Linked DNA regions of Homo sapiens: region 1 is linked to region 2. Evidence: chromatin contacts called from ENCODE Hi-C or POLR2A ChIA-PET data. All regions are on one chromosome and are shown on one strand. Each heading gives the region's core, a stretch centred on a gene start or an enhancer-like site at or near the end of the contact. The rest is flanking DNA. Distances are from core to core; before and after follow the strand shown.

Region 1 (4,058 bases), core at 1,368-3,867, 200 kb before region 2:
CACATCCATTCTTGCTGTTTAAATTTTCAATAGTTAATGGAAAGTTGTCTTTGACCTTGAATTTACAGCATTGGGTCACATTTTGCCTTGCTGTGTATGTATTCAAGAGACTTCCAACTAGACAAAGAAAAAATTGTTGTTTTAATGGAATGTAAACCTGAAATTGGTGTGTCTGCAATCTGTTTGGCCCATGACCTTTTACCTAGTCCCAGTTATTACCTGAGTCTCCCATGGATGACTTGCTGCCAAGGAGTGTTTGTGGATATATTTTCTTTGGCTTAATTTTCTTATTCTGTGCATTAACAAAATTATCCAGTTGTCTGATTTTGGAATTCTATGAGTCAATCTTTTTGGCAGAATTCAGAATATTAAAAAGTTCATACATTTGCGGGCCATTGTACCTTTTTTTTTTTTTTTTTTTTTTTGACGGAGTTTCACTCTTGTTACCCAGGCTGGAGTGCAATGGTGCGATCTCAGCTCACTGCAACCTCCGCCTCCCAGTTCAAGTGATTCTCCTGCCTCAGCCCCCAAGTAGCTGGGATTACAAGTGTGCGCCACCACACCCAGCTAATTTTTTATTTTTAGTAGAGATGAGATTTCACCATGTGTTGGTCAGGCTGGTCTTGAACTCCTGAACTCAAGTGATCCACCTGCCTCGACCTCCCAAAGTACTGGGATTACAGGCGTGAGCCACTGTGCCCAGCCTTGTACTTTTTTTTTTTTTTATTGTAGCTCTGTATAGCACTTGGATAATGTCTGGGTGTCTCCTTAACCATCAAACTGTTCTTTATTTAAAATGTTTAATTACCGTTTAGAAATTCTAGTCCTCAATAAGTGGGTGGCTCATGCTATTGTTGTTCCTAAAGCTAAGCTTTGCTGGGAAGGAAATGACCTATAGTTTCTTAAAGAATCATTAATCCTTATAGGATTCCTGAGTTACTGTTTTGTTCCTCCCCACTGCTTCCCATTCCTGAGTTTTGTAATTCCTAATCCTTCTATAATTTCTATTACCTTCACCATAGTCATTCTTTCCTTACGCAAAGCCCAAGGAATGAGCTGCTGCTACTTTAAAGTGTGGTCATTATGATGAATGTGAAAAGAGTTTTGGCTTGTTCTAAATAATTTTTACAAGTTATGGTACAGACAGTTGTTACATATCAAAAAAAACCTGTTTATTGAAACAGGAAATAAAAAAGGGATCTTTTACATTATAGAATTAAAACTAATTTTTTCTTGTATATAAACTAATTGGTTTGATTTTAAATATTTCTGGCTTTTATTAATATGTCTTAATTTTGAGTTTGAAAATGTTAAGTGCAATAAAAACATACTAGTACAGATTTTGTTTTGTTCCAATTGGCATACTCTGGGGATGATCACTTAAAAAAACAGATTTTACATAATGCCTACTTCTGGTAGATGTCTTATGAGATTGTTCTGCTTTTTCTAAGTTACTTAGATGTTGGATATGTACATAGCTGTTTCTTGTTCTGTATACATTTCTCAAATGTACACTTGTATTATAATAACCTCCCAGTTCTAGGGGATATTTGTGCAATAAATACACATGTCAACTTGATGGATGGTGTTGGTCTTTCTTTCATATATTAAGGTATACGTAACATGGACTGATGTCTGTCCAGACATCAGATGACAGAAGTTATGGACTGATATAACTTCTGTCAAACTTAGAAGTTTGACACTTCTAAGGATGTGACCTTTCCTCATTGGTATTTCCATATTGGTAATTTAATAGAATCTACTTCATGAGGTGGTTGTGAGAATCAAGTGAAATAATGAATGTTAAGGATTTAGCTCAGTACTGGCATACTCCAAGTGCTAAATAATTTTTGGCTGCTACTTTTACCAGATAATCTGTCCAGCCTTCCTCTTGTGGCCCCCCACCTATTGTTTTGCGAATTTTTAGCGTATGTTCTTATGAATAAAAACATAGTAACAGAAAATATAAGAGTATCTTCTTACAGCGAGCAACAAATTGAAAATTTCTTTAAATGCTTTTATGAAAGCAAAGTGAACCCAACAATCTAAAAACCTAGAAGTTATATAATGTTAAGAAAATTGTATTCAATACAGGCTGGGTGCGGTGGCTCACACCTGTAATCCCAGCACTTTGGGAGGCTGAGGTGGGCAGATCACCTGAGGTCAGGAGTTCGAGACCAGCCTGACAAACCTGGTGAAACCCCCTCTCTACTAAAAATACAAAAATTAGCCGGGTGTGGTGGCAGGCACCTGTAATCCCAGCTACTCCAGTGGCTGAGGCAGGAGAGTTGCTTCTCTCCTGCCTCAGCCTCTAGAGGTTGCGGTGAGCTGAGATCCTGCCACTGCACTCCAGCCTGGGCAACAAGAGCAAAACTCTATCTCAAATAAAAAAGAACATTGTATTCAATACAAATTACTATACTTTACAAAAAATTGGCTGATTAGTTTGGGTTTTAATCCTCTTTGTTCACTGATTTGCAAGTGACTGAGCAAGTCTATTGTTTTCATCTGTATTGTAGGGAAATCAGCTTTGTGCCTGCTCTATAGCAGTGATTCATCAGTGAGTAGGCTTATTGGTAAGCTGTCTTGCTCAGGCTAGGTTGATCTGGGCAGAGTTAGTCCTGGGGGCGGGACTAGACCAGGGGCTTTTTGAGGTACCTGTTTTCATATAATACTACATATTATCACTCTTACATTTAACCAAAGAGAGTAAGTGAACTGTTTCAAAGCAGAGAAGTCTCAAGTATTTGGGAAACAGCTGTCAGCTATTTTAGAGGTTTAAAATTGGTAACGTTTATGAGAAGATTTTTGCTAGTGAGAAAAGGAGATACAGAGACTTTAATGTGATTATCTGAAGTCACAGTCTTTCCTGTGTGTTCATCTTGTCTCTCAGACCAGAATGTTTTCTCAACTACTATGTGGTGACAGCTGTATTGTAAAGATATCCGGGATTTCTTCATTTGTCTTTGCCAATATGCAAGGTGGGGTAGGGTGGCAAGTAGGACCAAACCTAAACTGAAGGTGCAAGGTGGGGCTGGAAAATTGTAGCTGTGAGTGGGAACTGCTTAGGCAGATAGAAATGGGGGGGCACAGGGGAGTGTAGTGCTCCCTGTTTTTGTTCCATCCTGCAGACTGGGTTTGCCCTGTTTGCTCTAAATTTAAGATTAGTTGAGACTTCCCCTCCCCGCCCCCCCCCCAAAAATACAAGCAGTCCAAAACAGAATATGTTCCCACCCATTATTTATCGGGAGAACTTTAGTGTCCTTTTGGTCTTAAAGCATGTGCTCAGTTACCCTCTCTCTTCCAATAGTCAGGTGACTAGTTCTTCTTATCTTTCTTTTAACACTAACTTTGTTTCTGGTGAACCTGAATCTAGACTGATCCCTTCATCAGATTGCAGACACCTCTGTCTGGGTTAACGCAGTCTTCTTAGACATCCCACAAATACACCTGTATTTACTCTATGGAGAGTATTAAGTTAAAGAGGCTTGAGCTTCCTTCCTTTTCAAGTGGCTGTCTTAATAACGACAGTCCTTACATTTACCTCAGTGCACAAATTCAAATTAATGATAAAGGCAGTATTGCTTTCCTACATTGTCTCAAGGGGAAGGACGAAACTCTTGATAAATGTGTTAAGTACAGGGAAGGTATTTCCGTAAGAATCTTGTGATATCATTCTTGGGCATATTTGGTCTAGCACTCACAAGTCAATGTCCTTCTTTAGTGTGGTACAATGGCTGGGGTTAAAGATGGATCAGACTAGTTTAGAACCACAGTTATTATAGTTTAAAGTGGTTCTCAAACTTGGTTGCATATTGGAAGCACCTGGGGTAGCTTTTGAAAAATATGAGCTCCTATACTCCCACCACCAGAGATTCTGATTCAATGATAACAACTGACCTTCTGGATTTGAGTCAGTAAAAGCTCTTATTTGTCCATAGTAGTGACTCAATCTCTAGCATACTCCAAATCTCAGTTCCTTACTTCATTTCAGGTACTGTTAAAACCTGAGCTTTTTACCCCATTTTTGTTGGTTTGCAGTTATTCTGGAAAGATGG
Region 2 (3,923 bases), core at 716-3,215:
TGTAAGATGGGAAAAAGACCATCTAGGCCAAAGCAGGCGGATCGCCTGAGGTCAGGAGTTCAACACTAGCCTGGCCAAGATGGTGAAACCCATCTCTATTAAAAATACAAAAAAATTAGCCAGGGGTAGTGGCACATGCCTGTAGTCCCAGCTACTCAGGAGGCCGAGGCAGGAGAATCACTTGAACCAAGGAGGCGGAGGTTGCAGTGAGCCAAGATCATGCTATTGCACCCCAACTAGTTTGGTGGCTATGGAAACGAAGAAAGAATTGGATGCAGAATTGTTGCCTAACCTGGGTGACAAGAGCAAAACTCCATCTCAAAAAAAAAAGAGGAAAAGAAAAAGACCATCTATTTTAACAGCCTCTTATGTGGTTTAAATGAAATAATATTTATAAAGCCTCATGTGTGGTAAGTGTTTAGTGAATTGGAATGTCTCTTTTCTTTCTCTGCGGCCACCTCAGGACACCATAGCTCCATTACTCACTTGCTTTTTTCATCCTCACATAGCTGAGACTGGTTAGATTTTTTTCATTCAGATTTTACTAAAGAAAGCTTAATAAAAATGAAACAGGAGATAAAAACAGTTTGTATAGTAGGTGTATTTATAAAACACAGATTTTGATCCTGTTGTAGCTCATATGTAATTTTGTGTGGCACACAGACCTATGTCATCACTTTCCTTGTCTGTATGGTCCTATCCAATGCGCCCCTTACCAGATCTTGCGATGTAGGATAAGCCGCAGTGCCTCCAGTCAGACAGATGGTCCAAATGAACAGTATCCATATGCTCCTAATGCTCGTTCAGGAACACCTTTACACTCCTTACCCCTGTTAGAGGCTGCTCAGTGGTCCATCCCATTATAGCTGATTTGGTATTTTATGCCTGAATGTGACTTCTGGAAAGTGGTATTAGAAACAGGAATTCCTCCATTGCTCTTATTCCCAACAAAATCTACACTCAACACTCGAATAGAGAAGTATTTTCTCCCTTTGTGAGAAAATTGTAGCCAACAATTGAACACCATGTTTATAGGTTTGTGAGCTTCTCGTAGTAATGTTTAGAATTCTTAGAAGCCTGAAGAAATTCTTCTCTTCAAAACTGTTTCAGCTTGTTCTTGCATGTGTACTATCAAAACCCCAACCAAGTATGATCCTTCTATTTTTGTAGACAGGTTTTTGCCAGTAACCTATGATTGAACAAAACTGTCATTATGCTCAGAGTAAATTATTAGGATCTGTTCCTGGTTCTTATTAAACTTGGAGATCTGTTCTTTGTTTTCTTATGATTAAGAAAATAAACCTGTCTTCATGTTTTGCATGAGGATAGTTTAAACAAGAACTTTAAAAAAGAAGTCAAAAGACCTTAAACATTATCTACCCTAGTGTTTAAGAAAAGCACTCTCCACCTTGGATCTACAACAGGATCAGAAAATGAACGTTATAAATATACCTATTGTATGTACTATTTATATGTCTTATTTGGTTTTTACTAAGCTTCTTCATAGTAAAATCTACCTTACAATTCTAGACCTACATAGTTACTTTACAGAAATAATTCTAGTTACCTGATATTTTTGTCATATTTTTCCTTATGATTTTACCAGCTTGGCTTCCTTTCAACAGTTTTTTTGTTTTTGTTTTTGTTTTTATTTTTATCACCAGCTTGTGCTGATAAAGGTAATCTTTCTCCTGCATTCTGTCTTGCAATAACTGATGTGTATATGTTTTATATATAAGTAGATTTTTTTCCATGCATTAAAAAATATGTTGCTAGATTTCAATTTTTCAGATATTATCAAGATGTTAGAATTTTTAAATAGTGAAATATTATGTAAACAAGGCTAATTGTGATTGACCATGTCAGGGTTTTTGCATCTCTCCCTCCAGTTGGCAGTATCATATCTGATCACAGCAGCAAGATCAGTGGCCAGAGCTGCCCCGGAATAGGTGGGGCTTACTTGCAAAAGAAAATCCTTCAGATTACCAGGAGCACAGCCAAAAGAACAGACAGTACTGAGAAGGCCACTGAGGAGAATAGAGACAGGACAAGTTGTGAGAACACAACCAGAAAAAGAATGACATCCCCGTTTAGAAGACTTAGGGAAAGAATGCTTTCAAGGGAGAGACTAGTCAACAGCCAAAAAGAGGACACAGATCACAATCAAGCTACAGAAAGCTGTGAGAAAGTGAAGGATGTTGGAAGCAACATCAAAGATGAGAAAGGGAGTGCCATCTTCAATTCAAATAGCCAAGGCAACAGTAACACTTTAAACTGCTTCTATACGCGATTCAAGTCTAAAAGGAGGAAGACACTCTGATGAAGTTCCTTATTTAATTTTAGTGTTAAGTTTGTTTTCAGTTATTAATGTATACATGGCTTAAATTAAACCATTTGTCAAAGCTTAGGCAGACAACTTAGTAAAATACTATTTATAAACACTTGAAAATGCCTCATTTGTACATAAGTTATTTTACTGATGTATTGAGTTAGTAAATTTTATACTCTTGTTTTCTGTAGTTGACTTTATTTCCTACTGTTAGCTGGATCTGTGAGTGAAATATGTAGAGGAGGCTTTTTTATCTTCTACTTTTTACGTATCTTTGATTGGGGGAGAAGGGACTAGTCTAACATAGCAATATCAGAATCATCTGGGAAACTTGTTAAAAAATGCAATTACTGTGTCCCACCCCAGACTTCATAAACTTGAATTGCCAGAAATGGGATCTGGAATGTTTATTTTAATTGGCTTGCCAGGTGGTTCTTAGTATTATTATATTTGAGAAATACTGATCAAATAGACATAAGAATGAAATTATTTTTTAAACAATGAAGCAAGATTATTGTGTAGAGCAATGACTTTTTCTTTTCAAGAAGAAGGTTTTTATTTATTTTTAATTTACTTATTACATCCACTTTCTTGGTCCTCTTAAAAATTGACTAATCAGCTCATGGACATTGACAAATAGCAGTGATCCCAAGTTCAGAGATGTATGATAGACGTCAGAAGACTGGCTTGTCTTGGCTTACCCTGTTCCTGTCCACGTAGGCCAAATATAAATCACACATTTTCTAGGCCTTTTTCTCTTTGAAATAGTTAACGAAACGACTTAATAAGATTACTGTGCAACAAATTATTCCTTAAATGACTTGAGTTATATGTGAATAACTCCAAGATCCATAAACAGAGAAAGACTTGGAACTAAGGATGTTGTCATCCTCTTTCTGCATGAAGATGAGGCCCTGAGAATTCCAGTAACATACCCAAAGCCTGTAATTCTTCCTAATGACATTTCTAGGTATTGGTCCAAAGGTCACATATCTACTAAACCCTACTTTCCTCTGTGAGCAAGAAGATATTTTTTACTTCTTTGAGACCCGTCCCTTGTTGGGATTACTAGGGCATTTTCTTTTTCTTTTATTTCTAAACAAAAATTTGGTTTCTTCCAGTTATCAAAATAGATTATTATGTACATTAGCCATTCTGTTGCAGATTTGTTTTTGGGTCCTTCACCTCAGTGCGTCCCTAGAATACAGAAGAACATCTCTCTAGTTGTCTGCTGTGCAGTAAGTCACAGAACAACATAGAACATGTAGATGCTGTTTTTTTCTATAACACATTATTAAACATGTATCCACTCAGCTGTTTAATATTCTGCAAGGTTGGTGAAGAAAAAGGAAACTAAGTATGACACTAAGTTTAAACCTAAAACAATTTAAAAAACTGAAACAGGCTGGGCATGGTGGCTCATACCTGTAATCCCAGCAATTTGGTAGGCTGAGGCGGGAGGATCGCTTGAGGCCAGGAGTTGAAGACCAGCCTCGGCAACATAATGAGACCTCATTTCTGCAAAAAGTTTAAAAATAACTGGGTGTGGTGGTGCAGACCGTAGTCCCAGCTACTTGGGGCTGAGGCAAGAGGA

What was found. Hi-C counts contacts between places; a loop is a spot of excess contacts on that map. ChIA-PET counts read pairs that join two places held with the same protein, here RNA polymerase II (POLR2A). Pooled maps may share reads with other maps.
Region 1: a map of IMR-90 shows a loop between it and region 2 (2.6-fold over the local background). The contact joins two enhancer-like sites. A Hi-C loop is called at or near these places in 2 of 168 maps with a recorded cell type or tissue (IMR-90 and endothelial cell of umbilical vein), 4 of 37 single-sample maps with no recorded cell type and 11 of 50 pooled maps. POLR2A ChIA-PET finds 5 or more read pairs at or near these places in 3 of 52 experiments (GM12878, WTC11 and activated B cell).

What each region holds. Positions count from the first base shown.
Region 1 is chr5:131,639,235-131,643,292 of GRCh38, reverse strand. FNIP1 (folliculin interacting protein 1) reads left to right here. Exons shown (of 18, transcript NM_133372.3): 18 at 1-1,579. Among named protein-coding and RNA genes, the nearest start is that of RAPGEF6, 6.0 kb to the right of the region's middle. Within about 2 kb of position 2,617, at least 4 of the 41 ENCODE cell types and tissues checked have a DNase peak (open chromatin) inside an H3K27ac peak, as active enhancers do.
Region 2 is chr5:131,434,348-131,438,270 of GRCh38, reverse strand. All of the region lies in intron 24 of RAPGEF6 (Rap guanine nucleotide exchange factor 6), which reads left to right. Among named protein-coding and RNA genes, the nearest start is that of CDC42SE2, 170 kb to the right of the region's middle. Within about 2 kb of position 1,965, at least 3 of the 41 ENCODE cell types and tissues checked have a DNase peak (open chromatin) inside an H3K27ac peak, as active enhancers do.